Regions from separate parts of the Homo sapiens genome. Here region 2 is linked to region 1. A link is an interaction called in ENCODE POLR2A ChIA-PET data of the cell type or tissue named here. Cell type or tissue: HepG2. All regions are shown on one strand. Each heading gives the region's core, and the rest is flanking DNA. Links, peaks and the distances in the headings are about the cores only.

Evidence for each region. ChIA-PET counts read pairs that join two places held together with the same protein. Peaks named below come from ENCODE experiments on the same cell type or tissue, not always from the same donor. Only the 100,000 strongest peaks of a DNase experiment are listed, where the experiment ranks them.
Region 2: POLR2A ChIA-PET joins it to region 1 with 10 read pairs; 16 of 35 experiments call an interaction of 5 or more read pairs at or near these places.

What each region holds. Positions count from the first base shown.
Region 1 is chr1:39,103,121-39,111,445 of GRCh38, reverse strand. It overlaps a transcript of MACF1 not described here. Among named protein-coding and RNA genes, the nearest start is that of NDUFS5, 81 kb to the right of the region's middle. RefSeq lists enhancers at 5,262-5,321, 7,896-8,325 and silencers at 5,582-5,721, 5,762-6,291, 6,332-6,421. In HepG2, for the core only: a CTCF peak has its summit at 5,620; DNase peaks (open chromatin) are centred at 4,915, 5,561 and 6,096; H3K4me3 peaks cover 3,244 bases.
Region 2 is chr1:39,209,642-39,217,966 of GRCh38, reverse strand. The region is part of intron 1 of MACF1 (microtubule actin crosslinking factor 1); the gene reads right to left. Among named protein-coding and RNA genes, the nearest start is that of MACF1, 9.1 kb to the right of the region's middle. RefSeq lists silencers at 167-216, 337-386 and enhancers at 2,960-3,069, 3,448-4,166. In HepG2, for the core only: no CTCF peak of the experiment used is centred there; DNase peaks (open chromatin) are centred at 2,226, 2,476 and 3,576; H3K4me3 peaks cover 2,639 bases.

The DNA.
Region 1 (8,325 bases), core at 207-8,206:
GCACCACTGCACTCCAGCCTGGGTGACAGAGTGAGACTCCGTCTCCAAAAATAAATAAATAAATAAATAAATAAATAAAATAATTAGCTGGGCATGGTGGCATGCACCTTTAATCCTAGCTACTCCGGAGGCTGAGATGGGAGGATCATGTGAGCCCGGGGGTTTGAGGTTAGAGTGAGCTACACAATGGTATCAACTGCACTCTGACATGGGTGACCCTGTCTCCAAAAAACTGGAATAAACATTCTTAGCTACCACAAGCCATTTACCAGGCCAGAAAATTAGTAAATGCCACCAATAGAAGCCAGACGAGAGAGGCTTCAACTCCAATCAAAACCATGAGAGTAAAAACAGGAGCTCTAGCATTCCATACAACCTAGTCACAACATGGCTCAATATATAATTATCAGAAGCTGAAAGGGCCAACCTTACTTAGAAAAAGGAGTAAAGACTGGGTGTTTTCAAGAACACTGAGAAAACACAACAGACTCCTTACAATCTATAATTGTTCATTTGTGACTTTTGATCTTGGGATGTTTCTGTTCTCAGATATGCACTCTGAAGTATTCTTTCCACCATGATCTCTTAAACCTGGAATTGGCACTGAAAAATACCAGTATAATAGGCTTACGCTGGTGCATTTCCCTGGTTTGTATTACGTCATTTGCCAACAAGCCCAAGACAAGGCAGTAGCTCCCATAAGCACTGTTAGCACATGGACACATTTTATTATTTCAACAGCATGAATGTGGCCAAAACTTGTGATTTCCCAGCAGACTGACTTGACTCACTTTCTGAATTAACAGTGTTCATGTCCAGAAGTAGCACTTACTCTTTTGTTCTGGCTAAAAACTATCCACTCCAACTCTAGGACTTTGATCTAAAAAGGAACTTAAAAACTGAGTGTAGGCCAGGCACGGTGGCTCAAGCCTGTAATCTCAGCAGTTTGTGAGGCCAAGGCAGGATGATCACTTGAGGCCAGGGGGTTGAGACCAGCCTGGGCAACATAGTGAGACCTTTTCTCTTCAAAATACTTAAAAATTAGCCAGGCATGGTGGCACATGCCTGTTAGTCCCAGCTACTTGGGAGGCTGAGGTAGGAAGATCACTTGAGCCTGAGAGGTGAAGGCTGCAGTTAGCCCTGATCTCACCACACTGCACTCTAGCCTGGGCAACAAAGCAAGACCCTGTCTCAAAAAAAAAAAAAAAAAAAAAAGAACAACATCCACTAAAAAGGATAAATAAGCTGAATCTACATATAACCAAAAGGTTGCTTCAGAGCGTCACTTAGGTAAACAATCCCAAATCCTCAACCCATATTTTCCAATCACTGTGTTAACAAAATTTCATCATTTTGTACTATTTTAAAAATTATTTTTGTATTTATTTCTTGTATTTTTTGTATTTTATTTTATTTTGTATTATTTTTGTATGAAAATTTCAATGTGATTTATATATCGTAAAACTTCTCCCATAATAAGGGGAAAAGAAATTCTCCACAGTTCAGAGATCTGGAAATGTATGTCACTTAAAGTGTGTGACTATACTTCAGAAACTAAAACTAACAACAATAATGATACTAACAATTAAAGCATTTTCACAATTTCTCACTTAGCCCAAGTCATCTACTGTGATTTTAAAACTCCCTTCTGTGATACAATGTGAAACCTTCACCCAGAAATCTGGAGCCTGGCTCTTAGACAGTAATTTTAAGTCTCTGTGCCTAAATTTATTCATCTGTGTAATACTATCCTTCAGGATATTATAAAGCTTAAATAAGATATAAATCAACGTTTTTCTAAACATTAAAGGTTCCTTCTGGTAGGAGATAGAAAAAAAAAAAAGGAGAGAAAAGAGTTAAAAAATAAAATAGGCCAGGTGCAATGGCTCACGCCTGTAATCCCAGCACTTTGGGAGGCTGAGGCAGGCAGACCACAAGGTCAGGAGTTCAAGACCAGCCTGGCCAACATGGTGAAACCCCATCTCTACTAAAAAAAAATATAGAAAAAATTAGCCAGGCATGGTGGCGTGCACCTGTAATCCCAGCTATTCAGGAGGCTGAGGCAGGAGAATTGCTTGAACCTGGGAGGCAGAGGTTGCAGTGAGGTGAGATCGTGCCACTGCATCCCAGCCTGAGCAACAGAGCAAGATTCCACCTCAAAATAAAGTAAAGTAAAATAAAATGGAACATTAAAGGACAAATATATGCCCAGAGCTCATTTATATTCTCATGAATCCCAAGAAATTAGTATTATCATCCCTATTTTAACAGATGAGAAACCCAAAAGATGAGAGAAATCTTTTCCAAGGTCACACAGTAGAAATTAACTGGCAAAAACTAGGACTGGAGCCCACAACAGAAGAAATCCAAAGCATAGTCTTTCTACGATATCAATTTTGTACATTAAGTAATATGCAGACTCTTCACTTGTAACCCTCTGTGCAGTAAGTTTTATAAGTTATTTTCTGCACTAGGATAAATGAAAATTGGTCCTAACTAGCTTCGTATAACCCACAACACTTAGTGACAATTCTGAATTTCATAAGTACCAGATAGATGTTACCAATGTTGAAATGTGAATGTTCTCTTTTATTCCTAGCCCAGCCCAGCAAGTAAAGACTATTTAGTCCTTAAAGCTTTGTGAAAACAAAAGTCTAATTCTGTCTTAACCAACCACCATCAACCAAGTGTGCTGGTTTTTAACCACCTCTTTAAAACCTAAAACTATGCTCATATGTGACCTGCTTCTTCAGTAGAGTTGGTCTCTATCCTAGGAGAGGAATAAAATCCTGGTTCTCCTACCTCCCTGACTATTCCTTCTTAATTTCCTCCGGCGTGAACCGCGAGGCAGAGCTTGCAGTGAGTGGAGATCGTGCCACTGCACTCCAGCCTGGGCAGCAGAGTGAGACTCCGTCTCAAAAAAAAAAAAAAAAAAAAAACCCTCTCATGTCACCTCCTTTGTCAAATCTCCCAGGTAAATCCAAATAGGGTTTCAGCCTTCCTCTGGCTTCCATACTATCTCTGTTCTAGCACTTATCACAGTATGACAACTACTTGTTTGCAAGTATCTTTCCCTTACTAGATGGAATAACCAAGGGCAGGAACCAGATCTCATTCAGAATTCTGGCATCTAACATTGTGGCACCTCCAAGAGAGACTTTAATGACTGTCAGAGAATTGGGGAAATGAAGGATATACCCTGGTTCTCTTGGCTGCTGCCCACTCTGAACTGTTAGAATCCAGTGTTATTATCTAATGCCTCCTGTTTACTGGCCAGCTATCTGAAAGAACCTTTGGGACATTTAGGAAATAAGGGAGAGCATTTATTTCCATGCTGAATCATCTAATCCTGCCAAGACCATGCTCACTGCCACCACACAGAAAAAAAAAAAAAAATGGTTGCCAAGCACAGTTCTGGAAAACCCATACTTGACTACCATTCCTAATACAGCTGCACTACACACAGCTCTGCTTCCCTCACACTCCAAATACATTACTGCCCTTCTCCCATTGGCCCTAGGGGCAGTTTAGGCAGCTGAAAATTTTAGCTCTCCTTCTGCATATAAAAATCCTGCTTCAGCCTGTATAATGAGGTGACTACAAATTAATAGCAGCAGAGAGAGATCCAAGTAATGTGGTGACCAGCCAATAAGGGTCTAGAACACCCCACCATCATCAATATCTATTTTCCCATCTCTTTCCAAAACCAATACGTGGCATGATCCTCACAAACTCCTTCCCCTGGTCACTCTATAGATTCCAGCTCACTCCTCTGCTTAGACAAACTGTTCTCCTATTAAGGTAGTACGGGGATTTCTAAGTCTGGAAAATGCAGGAATTCCATAAGCAAAGTAACAAAGGCCCGGATGCTAAGCCACTCTGACCTCCCAGTGAGAACGGTGCAGTGGGGGGAAGAGAGATTGTTCTGCACCGATCAGAAGAGCAGACTGCACGACCACCGTATACAACTCGAGGTAATTTACTTTGGGCAACCATTTTTAACTCATTCCTCCCCTCAAGAAAGAGACCTGTGTCTGGGAAGGATTAAGTTCCTATACACCTGATCAAGGCCCTTCAGAGGAAAGCCAAACTGAGTGAGACAGCTAAAAAAAAAAAACTGAACAAAAGAGGTCTCTCCTGGAACAAGCCCTACTGCCCCCTTCTTTCCCAGCCTCATTTGCTAGGAGTCCAACTTCCTTTCCGCTGGAGGTCACCAGTACTACCATCCAGTGAGGTGCTGAGATTTCTTCACCTATTTTGGGTCTTAATTCTGCTGGTTTGAAGCTGTCACAGCCCGGGACGGTCCTAATGTATCTCCTCTCTCTGAAGAGAGCAGTGTTACTCAAAAGCCTGCAAAGGAAACTTAATGCAACCATTCACTGAGCAGCATTTTTTCAATGAAGTTCAGCAGCACAATCTAACCTCTTTGTGCTCTGAAATGAACCACATTTCTTAAAAAGAAAGACCACAGGGGGTTGACAGAAAACTTGCTGCAGGCAGGAAAAGCTGGACAGTTTACAGGAGCTGATGCAGAGGGAACAAGCAAAAACCCTAGTAGGTCTTTTTTCGCATTTCATCTCTACTTTTTTCCTGCTGCATTCCCAAGCAGAGTTCCAATGCCACAAGAAAAAAAAAGTGGGGGGGAGGGGGGAGAGGGGGGGCGTTTTACAGCTTCTTCATTAGTTTCCCTTCACTGGATAGGTGCTGTAAACAAGTACGCTGGACTCAGTCATAGGGGCTGAAGTTTCCTCTCCTTCAGATAAAAAGAAACTAAGGGCCTAGTCACAAGGGCCCGAGCTGAATAAAATGGGGAAAAGTGCTGCCTGTGTCGTTTCTGGGAAAATCTCCCCGTCTGTGGAAAGCATAACTGCCAGCCAAAGCAAACTCCCAGAACCGGATGTTAAAGATCAAGGCAAGGGCCTCCCAAGGCCACGCATCCCTGGCTTCCATTCAGGGGCACCTACAGCAGTTAGGGAAATGCAGTCCACAGGCCCTCTTGTCTGTCAAAACTTTCTCCCCATACACCCAAGGCGCAGATTAGGCATTAACTTGCAGAAGTGTCTCGCAAGAGAGCCTTCAGGGCTGAAATCCGAGCTCCAAGGCAAATCTTTATGTGGGAGGAAAAAAACAGACCCCTACCTCCAGCAGGCCCAGACCCCCGGGGAGATGGAGGGGGTAAGGTCTCGCCACCAAAAACTGCACACTCACCCACACCGCTGCCCACCCCACCCCGAAGACACCAAGGTGCTTTCCAACCTCGGCTTCCACGCGACTCATCCGAGACTCAAAGAGACAAAAGGGGGCGAGGGAGGGACTCTCCGCGGGCACACAGAGGTCCGAGCCCCTCTGGGAGGAAGCTCGCACCCAGAGCAGAGCGGGTGGTTTCTCCCGCGCCCAACTCCTCCTCCTCCTCCTCCCCAGCAACTCCCCACGGCGGCCGGTCTCCAGGCCAGCGCCTTGTCTCGCCTTCTTCCAGCTGGGGCCGGATAATAGGGCAAATCATGTAACTGGCGCTCTGAGCGCGCCGACTGCCCCGGGGGCGGTTTCCGAAGGCTTATCTCAACTCTGTAAATAAACTGGCCCCGAGAAGCAGCAGCTCAGGGCCAAGCCCCGCGCGGTGGGTGCGACCCCGCCCGGCCGCCCCACCTGCAGCCGCCGAGCCGACCGGCTCCGAAGGCCACGCTGCGCCGGCCCGCGGGCCTCAGCGCCGGCCAGTCCCCGGCCCTACCTTTGTACCGCTCCAGCACATCCTCGTACGCCTGCACGAACTCCTTCTCCTGGCTGCGGTTGGCCGGCTGCTGACCCGGCACGTAGCCGGCCATGGCCGCCCGCACCGCCTTCTCGCCGAGCCCCGGGGGCTGCCGGTTCCAGGCCCGCGCGCTGAGGCGGCGGCGGCCCCAGCCTCGACCCTTTGTGCGTCTCAGAGACGGCGACGGCGCCCTCGCTCTCCGCCGTCCGCCCGCCTCGCCCGGCCCGGCAGTCGCGCTCCGCTCCTCAGTCCGCTCGCACCCGGCCCGCTCGCGCTCCGCCGGTCCCGGCTCGCGTTTCCGCGTCCTCACCCCTCGGCTCCGCTCCTCCCTCAGCCCGCCCCGGCGCGGCTGCAGCGGCGGGCGGCGGCGGCGGCTCCTCCTGTCAGGAGCGCCAGGCCCGGCCCGTTCCCCGCCCCCTCTCCCCGCCGCCTCCGGGTCCCGGCGAGTCCTCGGCCCCAGGCTGCGGCCGGCTGGGCCCGGGCTGCCCACACGGGTCCCCCAGGGGCTGCCGACCCCCGCCCGGCCCGGACTGGGGCCCGAGCCGAGGGGCGCGAGAGGCCGGCCCACGCGGGAGTCCCGCTGGGTGGGAGGCCCCGCGCGTCAGGATGAAAGGCTGGGCCGGCCGAACGGCAGGGAGACCCGGGCCGGCTCCACAGGGCGAGCGGGAGCCCCAGTCAGCGCTGACCTACGCCGCCGGGAGCGGGACAAAGGAGGGTTTCTCCCTGGCTGGAGAGAAACCCAGCGGGGCCTGTGCGGCTGCTGGAGAAGGACCTGGAGAAACTGAAGGGAAAGCAGAGGGCAAAAGACCACGATGCCTCAGATCCCAGGGCTAGACGCGGTCAGAACGAGGACAAGGGCAAGATCCAGACAGGGCTGCAGTGTAGGGCCGGAGGACACTGAGCCCACAAAGAAGCCCGGGAACAAAGGGTTTTCCAGAAACAGAAGAAGCTGAACAAGAAGTGACGGGGCAGATCCAGCACCATGAAGTAAACCAGGCCAAGGAGCCAGAGCCTGAGAAATGACAACCCAGGGAGGCACGAAAACGGGATTCTGAATGCACCATGGGGTGAATAAGAGGAGAGACAGGGAGACATAAATCTGTAGGGGATAGACCCTCCAGAATTATTAAACTGTGACAGCCATCTGAACAGAGAGACAGAGATCAAAAGGGAGAAATGTGGGAACCTGAGACGGAACCAGGACTGTTAGGGAACAAAGAAAGGACTCTGGAGCATAGCTGGTCAGGGAAGAAAAGGGGAAGCCAATTATTCTTTGTCATCAGGGGAAAGGAAAGAGTAAAGAAAGGAAACTGGAAAATATGGGTAGGGATTTATTAGGGGCCATTTTGAGGACAGAGCTCCCAACATCATTTGATCCAACATTCGGTTGTGTATCATTCAATCCCAATATTCATGGAGTGCGCTGGAGCCATGAGCAGTGAATGAAGAACTCTGGTCAATGTAGGTGACACGTTGTGCCCGCCACCCCCCATTTAGCAGTTATCCTCCCCTGTTAGCTTGATTTTTCAGGAGGTCTGGAGAGGTGGTTGTGGGTAAGAAGTTACACTGGCTGATCTCACAATAAGGGCACATTAGCAAGTAAAAAAAGAATTCATGCAACACTGAGCAACCAAAATTGGGACTTGGGCTTCCATTCCAGTTCCCATTCTCAAGAGTTTGAAGGAGAAACTTCTTAACCCCAGGCTAGGGAAGGTGTCTTTGTACCTTGTGAGTAGTGCCAAGTATTTTGGTCAATGCTCAGCACATTGGTAACAAGTAAAACAAATGACGCTTTTCGCTAATAGGTGCATGCTGGTTGTTTCCACACCACACCCTGATCAGAAATCAGGTGAGCAAGTCATTAATCATATCTTTTCCCATCAAGTTTTGCTGGCCTGCCCAAGTTGTGGGCATGAAGATCATGCAGGGAAGGGCCTGAAAGAGGACAGGGAGGATCCTTAGACAAATGCTCATTTCCTTCCAGTTTAATCCTCCGTGCTAAAACAAACAAACAAACAAAACTAGTTCTCAGTTTGGTGTCAGCTGCTAATGAGCTCAGTTTACAAAAAGAAGGGGAATAAGTTTGAAGTATATGCATTTTTCAGTAAAAGGCTTTTAGCGGAAAATGCAGGATGAGTTGCTGATTGATGGCACAAGCACATTTTTCGTAAACAGCAGAGAATATAGAAATGCTAACTCTGGGGATCTTGACTGTGTCAGTGCTGAGTCATCTGCATTTCCCATATTATTTTATACCAGCAGGCCTAAGAAGGCCCAGACAGAAATCACGCATACAAACACCTCCACACAGACATCTCACCCCCACACAGACATCTGCCTCCTTATGTCCATTACACTACATAGAAAAGTCCCTCCATTCCCACCTGGGGCTGCTACACGCGCCACTTTGTGAGCAGGTTCCTCAAGATGTGTGACTGATGCTTGCCAAAGGTGAAGAAAGAACAGGGGCAAAAAGGGGAAGAGTCCGCTGTGAGAATCAGAGAAGACCTGGGGGCGTTGCAGGGAGAAGGCAAGGGGTTGAGATTCCTTTTAAGAAACACACAAATCAAAGAAGA
Region 2 (8,325 bases), core at 212-8,211, 110 kb before region 1:
CGTGATCCGCCCGCCTCGGCCTCCCAAAGTGCTGGGATTACAGGCATGAGCCACTGTGACCGACCTCTTTTTTTTTTTTTTTTTGAGACAGGGTCTTGCTCTATCACCCAGGCTGGAGTGGATCCCGGCTCACTGAAATCTCTGCCTCCCAGGCTCAAGCGATCTTCCCTCCTCAGCCGCGCCCCCAACCCCACCCCCAGTAGCTGGGACTATAGGCGCACGCCACCACACCCTGCTAACTTGTATTTTTGGTAGAGATGGGGTTTCACCATATTGCTCAGGCTGGTCTTGAACTCTTGACCTCAACTGATCCGCCCTCCTTGGCCTCCCAAAGTGCTGCGATTATAGGCATGAGCCACCACACCCGGCTGATTTAGAGTCTGTTTTAATCCCTTTTTTAAGCAATGAGGTTTGAATAGTAATTTTATTTATTTTTATTTTTTTGAGAGGGATCACTTGAGGTCAGGAACTCAAGACCAGCCAAGGCAACATGGCGAAACCCCATCTCTACCAAAAATACAAAAATTAGCCAGGTGTGGTGATGCGTGCCTGTAATTCCAGCTACTTGGAAGGCTGAGGCAGGAGAATCGTTTGAGCCCCTGAGGTGGAGGCTGCAGTGAGCCAAGATCATACCACTGCACTCCAGCCTGAGCAACAGAGTAAGACTCCGTCTCTAAAATAAAATAAAATAAAATAAAATAAAATAAAATAAAATAAAATAAAATAGACCCTAAATCATGAAGTGATTGTGAGGAGTATATGATATGAAAGCACTTAGCCTAGTCTCTCACACATAATAAGTTAATAAATGCTAGCTGGTAGTTACAGTAGTAATATAATGTGAAAAGTATATAACATGAAAATCCACTGCTAATCTTCATTCATTCTCCCTATACAAGTGATTTTATTTTACGGTGATATGAAAAAAAGAAAAATAAAAAATGAGGTAACCGAGCTAGAGAAAGGTTAAGCAATGTCCCCAGTTGGTTTTGTTGTTAAGTGGTGGAGTAGGAACCCCGTGTAGACAGTTGATGCCAAGCCCATTTTCTTAGCTATTAGTCTACAGTGCCTTTAGGGGATTATGTGGGATTGGGGGAGATGGGGCTACATTACGTTTTTGCCCTGAAACTTTCAATAAAGATTTTAGACTTTCCTATACTTCTTTGTTGGTTACAGGAAAGGCCCTTTTGCTATACGTTTATCTCCAAGCACTTTTAGATATAGGCAATTCTTTCTTCTAGGTTCCAGGGAAGAAATCTCAATGATACAGGAAAGATAAAAAAAAAAAGTAGACCACTAAAATTGCCCCCTCTGTGCCCCAAGCATTATTGCTATGGCAGCTTTTTTTCCTCAAAAAGCACCTAAATACTTGCAAGCACTAGCCTAGGAGTCAGGAGACTGATCAGAACCCTAGTTCTGTTGCTCTCCTTCTCTGAGATTTTTCTAAGGTCTCCTCTTCATCAAACAACTAGTTACTTCAATTTTAATGAAAATCTGCCTATTTGGGTCACAATTTTGCTCCTTGTTAGAGACTCAAAGTATAAAATCAAAAGATAGTAGATTACCAAACCAGTGGTTCCCAAACTAAGATTTCATAGACAAATACATGTTCCACAATAAATCAGAAAGCCTAACAGAAGTTGTCACTTTTCATTTTGCTAAGTAGGGATATCTTAAAAACACACTACCATATAATAACAATTCTTTCATAAAATAAAGGATATTTTAACATTAGAAAGTAGGAGAGACAATTTCAGAATAAAAGACAATTCTTTAAGTTTAGCTTTATGAAAGACACACTACATTTTCTTTATCTTTTTTCATTTTACAGAGAATTGATGTCTCTCAGTCTAGCACCAGTCTGTATACCCTACAATTTTGAAACCAAGGAAACCTACGGCCAAAAAGGTTAAGTCACTTGTTCAAGGCCACAGGACATTACTTAAATAATCATTATTTAATGATGCCTTATCAAGAGAGATCTAAGTCACAGCTAACATGACTCTTCCCCTAGCCTCTCTTATTTAGGTCCCTGACCCCAGATCATCTTTGAGTCTTTTTCTCTCTCTGTCACAGCTGGCAGAGTAAAGTGTAAAAGAACTAGCAATAAGCCCCAAAGAGGAAACATAGGCCATGACTCCTCCCTCCCACCCCCCATCCTCCCGCCAGTCTGCTCAGAGGTGGACTCCGTAACCAACCAACTTCTGCTAAAAATACACTCTGGACTTTCAGCACTATGCAACATACCTTAAAAGTGGTTTCCTGATACAGGCAGAAGCATGAGCATGAATTCAGTCTCTATAAAAAAAGTTCTACACCCAAAGCTTGGGCTCTTAACTGCCAGTTACTGCAAGCTTAAGAAGTTCCCCAGGAAGTAGGGCACCCCAATCTATTCCACTGCACATTTTAACAAGCCTAAAGGTTGTAACACCACAAGGCTTCGAAGTCCATGCATTCCTATGAGTCAATGAGAGCAAGGGCTATTTGGGATCCTCAGGCCCGGACAAGCAAAAAAAAAAAAAACTTCACATACTAACCCATACAGCACATGCGACAAACCAGGTGGGCGTTGAACTCGTGTTCATCTTGGTAACTCGGCCACATGGCGCCCCTGTGTCTGCTGACCCCACCTAAAAGGAGGGGGTACCAAAGAACCTCCAGCTACTGGCCTGTGCACCCTTCGCAGCTCCTCAAAAAGGGCTGTGAGGTGTAGAGAGGAGACAGCAGAACAGAGAAGTGGCTCCACCCACCACTTCCTACTGACCTCCTTCTTCCCTTGAGGTCAGAGAGGAAGCTCCTCCCTAGGGCACTTCCAAAAACTGGGTCCATGTCTCAGGCATATAGCATGCTGCATGCTGTTCAAAAGTAGCACCAACTCTGTGTTTCCAGACCAATAGAGCGTACAGAGGGGAGAGCTCCATATGCAAAAGTCCAGTCAAGGTATGAAGTGAGTAAACCTGAGTAGGAAGAAACTGGTCTTTGAGTTACCCTCCATTTGCAGAGCAGAAGCTTGTAATGTGGTGAATCTTAGTTGCAGGAGAGCTGGTGAGCTAAGTGGTTTACTGCCAAGTCAGGAACAGTGCATCCATTGCCCAACAACTTGCTCCTCAGGTGTGCCTCTTCTCAGGCAGAAGTACATATAGTGTTAACCAAATGAGAAGGTCTCATGATGGGAGAGACTATAATGGAGCAAGCTCATACACTCACCGTCCACTGTGAACAGATCCCTAGATTCCAAAGAAAGTTTCCCTTCCCCGCACTTACAGCTGCCAAAAGGGAAGAGTCAGTAACTCCCCAGTGATTCCACCTACTTTACAGAGTAGCCCCACCTCAGCCAGCCTCGCCTCAGCCAGCCTCCCAGGTAGATTATCACAGCAAATTTTATCAGCTTCAAAAATACCGTTTGCTTGTTGCTCCATTCTTTCCCCTCACAGCCAGGAATGGCATTCCAAAGTCCCCTTCTTCTTCCCAGATCCTCCTACTCTGTCTTTACAGTCAGTGCACTTAACTCAGCTGTGCCAGAAATCCTTTCATCCATCAGTAGAAGGCTGCCTGCTTGTTTGTCCAACTTGTTTTCCGAGTCTTGGCTAATTGTACCAGACACTGGAATGTTGAAGAAACACAATGAAGGGCTTTTTCATTCAGCTGGCCCAGCCCTTCTATTGGTTCTTCACAGTTCTAACCCAACCAGGGGACAGAAAAGTCCAGCCTCTGTGGGTGTCAGGACAGACACTGCAGCCCTGCCCCACACCACTCAAAAAGGCCCCGCTGCAGATAAGGGCCTAATCACTGGCCCTCTGCTCTAGCTCCCTAAATAGAACGACTTCTTCAGGCTAATGCTGCTTTCAATCCTGTTCCTGAAGGCAGGGAGGGAGGAGGGGCAGCACCTAGGAAAGCAAGTTTCCAGAGATTAGCCCAAACGACTACAAATGAAAAAAAGTAAATGCAAGCTTTCCTAGCAGACCATTCAGTTTAAACAAGCCCTATGACCTGCCTCAGTTGCTTGACAACTTCACTCCCAAGTGGGTATCCCTCCCACCTACAAACTGCTAATAATCCTGTTACTGCTTACTAATAAAGGTTCTCACAGCTGACTTTATCCCGCCTAGACTAAGCTCTCAGTCACCCTGATAACCTGTGACAACTGTACTCAGTTTGTCCCTCTTATAAGACTCTTTTTAGCCTTGGAGATGAAGGGTCCTCCTAGAATTTGCCTCGTACTGGGAAAAGGAATGCATAAGAAATAGGGAAGAGAGAAAAAAAGGAATGAACATTTCCTGACTCATATCTAGTAACCTCTTCCTTTATCAGATTTAAATTCCCTGAGTGAGACTGAGTGCAGTGGCTCACGCCTGTAATCCTAGCACTTTAGGAGGCCAAGGCGGGTAAACTGCCTGAGCTCAGGAGTTCGAGACCACCCTGGGGCCAACACGGTAAAACCCCGACTCTAACTAAAATACAAAAAAAATTAGCTGGGCGTGGTGGCACATGCCTGTAATCCCAGCTACTTGAGAGGCTGAGGCAGGAGAACTGCTTGAACCCGGGAGGTAGAAGTTGCAGTGAGCCGAGATTGTGCCACTGCACTCCAGCCTGGGCCACAGAGCGAGACTCTCTCAAAAATAAAAAATAAAAAAATAAATTATCTGAGTGTAGGGACTCTTTTGTCTCCATAACCCCATCTCTATCACATTTAGAAGGTACTCAATAACCTAAGCTAAAATTAACTGAACATTTACTATAACTGTTAGTTCACAGTTAATGTGCTAAAAACTTTAAATATCATTTCATTTAATCCCAACAATTCTCCAAGAAAGATATTATCATTTCCATTTTAGAGATAAAAATTCTAGGACTTTAAAAGGTTAAATAACTTGACCAAGATTACATGTCCATTTGTCCAGCTCCAAAGCTGTGCTCCCTGTTATACCCTGCTGTCTCTGAGAAGGACCTAAACCAGAATAAACAAACAAAGGCATAGGAGTTGTATATGTAAGAAGGTGAAATATTCTTGGGAAGGGTAACAAATAAAAACATTTAACTCGGCCAGGCACAGTGGCTTACGCCTATAATGCCAGCACTTTTGGGAGGCCAAGGTGGGCAGATCACTTGAGGTAAGGAGTTAGAGACCACCCTGGCCAACATGGCGAAACCCCACCTCTACTAAAAAAATACAAAAATTAGCCGGGCATGGCGGCACATGCCTGTAATTCCAGATACCTGGGAGGCTGAGGCACGAGAATCACTTGAACTCCAGAGGCAGAGGTTGCTGTGAGCCGAGATTGCGCCACTGCACTCCAGCCGGGGCGACAGAATGAGACTATGTCTCAAAATAAAAAATAAAAAATACTTAACTGGTTGACCAGAGATTTAGGACACATCCAAAATGAACACATGTGGCAACTTCTAGAAATACTGAATTCACAGTCTCTAAAAATCAAAATAATAATTACTGGGTGAAGTTGGAGGAAAGTGAACCAAAATCTGCCATCTCCTAAATTCCCTGGCACTCAAGCAGAACCTATTTCTCCTAACGGCACTGCAGACTGAGAAAAGTAGGGTAGAGTCTTGGGGACAAGGTCAGTCTACCTACAGGAGACAGGCCTTCCCTTCAAGTTCCCAAGAGGTCCTGAGCCTCAAAAAGAGGCAAGTTCTGCTGCAATGGAGGAGAGGACTTTGATTAGGACAGTCAGCTCTTAACTATCCAGAGGAGATGGGCCAGTAGAGTCATCCGAGCCATTCCCCTTCTTTTTTTCCCAACTTTTGTCATTTCCTGTTAAAGGTAGGAAAAAGTTTAAGTCTGGCTGCTACCTGCAGATCTTGAAAAGGGTGAGTGGAGGGAAGAGGTTCAGGCCAGTATTTCCACATGTGGTCAGAAGTTATCTGAGAATTGACAGCTACTGGCTTTCTTACAGAAACAAAGAAAATTGAAGGTATATACTTAATGTCTTTCCTAAAATGCCAAAATCACCCACTATTAAGGATATAAAAGACACAAACATCTTTCTTAACGTATAAAACAGTGATCATAATATATCACCTACTTTTTATATACCTCTGTATTGGGTTCTGTCACATTTCTTTTTTTTGAGACAGAGTCTTGCTCTGTTGCCCAGGCTAGAGTGCAGTGGCTTGATCTCGGCTCGCTGCAACCTCTGCCTCTCGGGTTCAAGCGATTCTCCTGCCTCCACTTCCCAAGTAGCTGGGATTACAGGCGCCCACCACAGCACCTGGCTAATTTTTGTATTTTTAGTAGAGACAGGGTTTTACCATCTTGGCCAGGCTGGTTTTGAGCTCCTGACCTCATGATCCACCCACCTCAGCCTCCCAAAATGTCAGGATTACAGGCGTGAGCCACCATGCCCGGCATGTCACATTTCTTAATTACTAACTATAAAGACAGGCCGGGTGCCGGTGGCTCAAGCCTGTAATCCCAGCACTTTGGGAGGCCGACGTGGAGGATTGCTTGAGTCCAGGAGTTCGAGACCAGCATGGGCAACATGGAGAAACCCGGTCTCTATATATGAAATTTTTTTTAAATTTAAAAAATTAAAAAATAAGGACAATTACTGTTTCATCCCAACAGTTCACAGGAAAGCACTATGTCTTCAATGTTATCTTATGTGAAAAAATTCTAATAATGATGGTAAATAATCACATATTCCTTACCACATGCAGAATGTGTTCTAAGAACTAAGTCAAGGCTGGGCGTGGTGGCTCATGCATGTAATCCCAGAACTCTGAGAGGCCAAGATGGACGGATCACTTGAGGTCAGGAGTTCAAGTTCAGCCTGGCCAACATGGTAAAACCCCACTTCTACTAAAAATACAAAAATTAAACTGGGTGTGGTGGCAGACACCTGTAATCCCAGCTACTCGGGAGGCTGAGGCAGGAGAATCACTTGAACCCAGGAGGCAGAGGTTGCAGTGAGCTGAGATTATGCCACTGCACTCCAGCCTGGGCGACAAAGCAAGACTCCATCAAAAAAGGGAGCGAGGGAGGGAGGGAAGGAGGGAAAGAAGGGAAAGAGAGAGGGAGGGAGGGAGGGAGAGAGGGGAAAACAACTAAGTCAAAACAACCAAGCAGCATAATTAAACCCATTTTGCAGATGAGGAAAACAGAGGCCCAGATAAACTAATGTCACTCAGCCAGTAGTGGCAGAACTAGGATAAAAACATAGGCAATCTGACTCCAGACTCTCAACCTGCTCTCAACCACAATTCCATATGACTTCCAAGAACAGGCCAGATGATCGAACTGAATCAGAATCACAGAAAGTTAGAGACCTTAGTCTTTTTTCTTCTCAAACAGCCTAGAAATTTGAAGACCAGAGGAAGTAAGTGACCAGTCCAACATGTAAGCAGAAGAGCAAGAGCTTAGAGCCTAGATCTTCTGATTCCAAGTTAAGTGGTTTTTCTACTACACCATACAAATCTTTAAGAAAAAAAAAATGCAAAGGAAAGAAAAAGAGCCAGGCATGGTAGAGGGTGCCTATAGTCCCAGCTACTTGGGAGGCTAAGGTGGGAGGAGGCTTGAAATTCAAGTTCAGGATGGGCAACATAGCAAAACCTCGTCTCTTTTTTTTTTTTAAAAAAAGGAAAGGAATGGAAAAGACAAAGACTCTACCTTGATTAAACATTCTAATGCTTTAGCTATTTGAGCAAAGATATGTTAGATATATGACCATTTATTCAAATATCTGAGTTCCTTTTATGCACTTAACTAGTTTGTAGATGACACAAATGGAGGACACACAGTTATTGCCATAAATGGAAGAATTAAAGCTCAAAGAAATCTCAAAAGGTTAGAAGCCTGCACCAAATCTCACAGGACAAAATTTAACTAGAATACCTGTAAGTCTTTTTTTTTTTTTTCTCCTGAGATGGAGTCTCACTCTGTTGCCCAGGCTGGAATGCAGGGGTGCAATCTTGGCTCACTGCAACCTCTGCCTCCTGGGTTCAAGTGATTCTCCCACCTCAGCCTCCCAAGTAGCTGGGATTACAGGCGCACACCACCACACCCAGCTAATTTTTTTATTTTTTGGTAGAGATGGGGTTTCACCATGTTGGCCAAGCTGGTCTCAAATTCCTGACCTCAAGTGATCCCCATGCCTTGACCTCCCAAAGTGCTAGGATTACAGGCGTGAACCACCATGCCTGGCTCTAGGATACCTATAAGTCTTATGCTGAAGTTCAAGAAAACCAAGGGCATAGCAGCGACTAGAAGGGAGACAACAACAATTCATGTACAAGGTTTGGCCATTTTATAATTGATCTTAGGTTTAATATAACCCAATAGTATGATAAAGGGAACTGCTTTAAATAAAA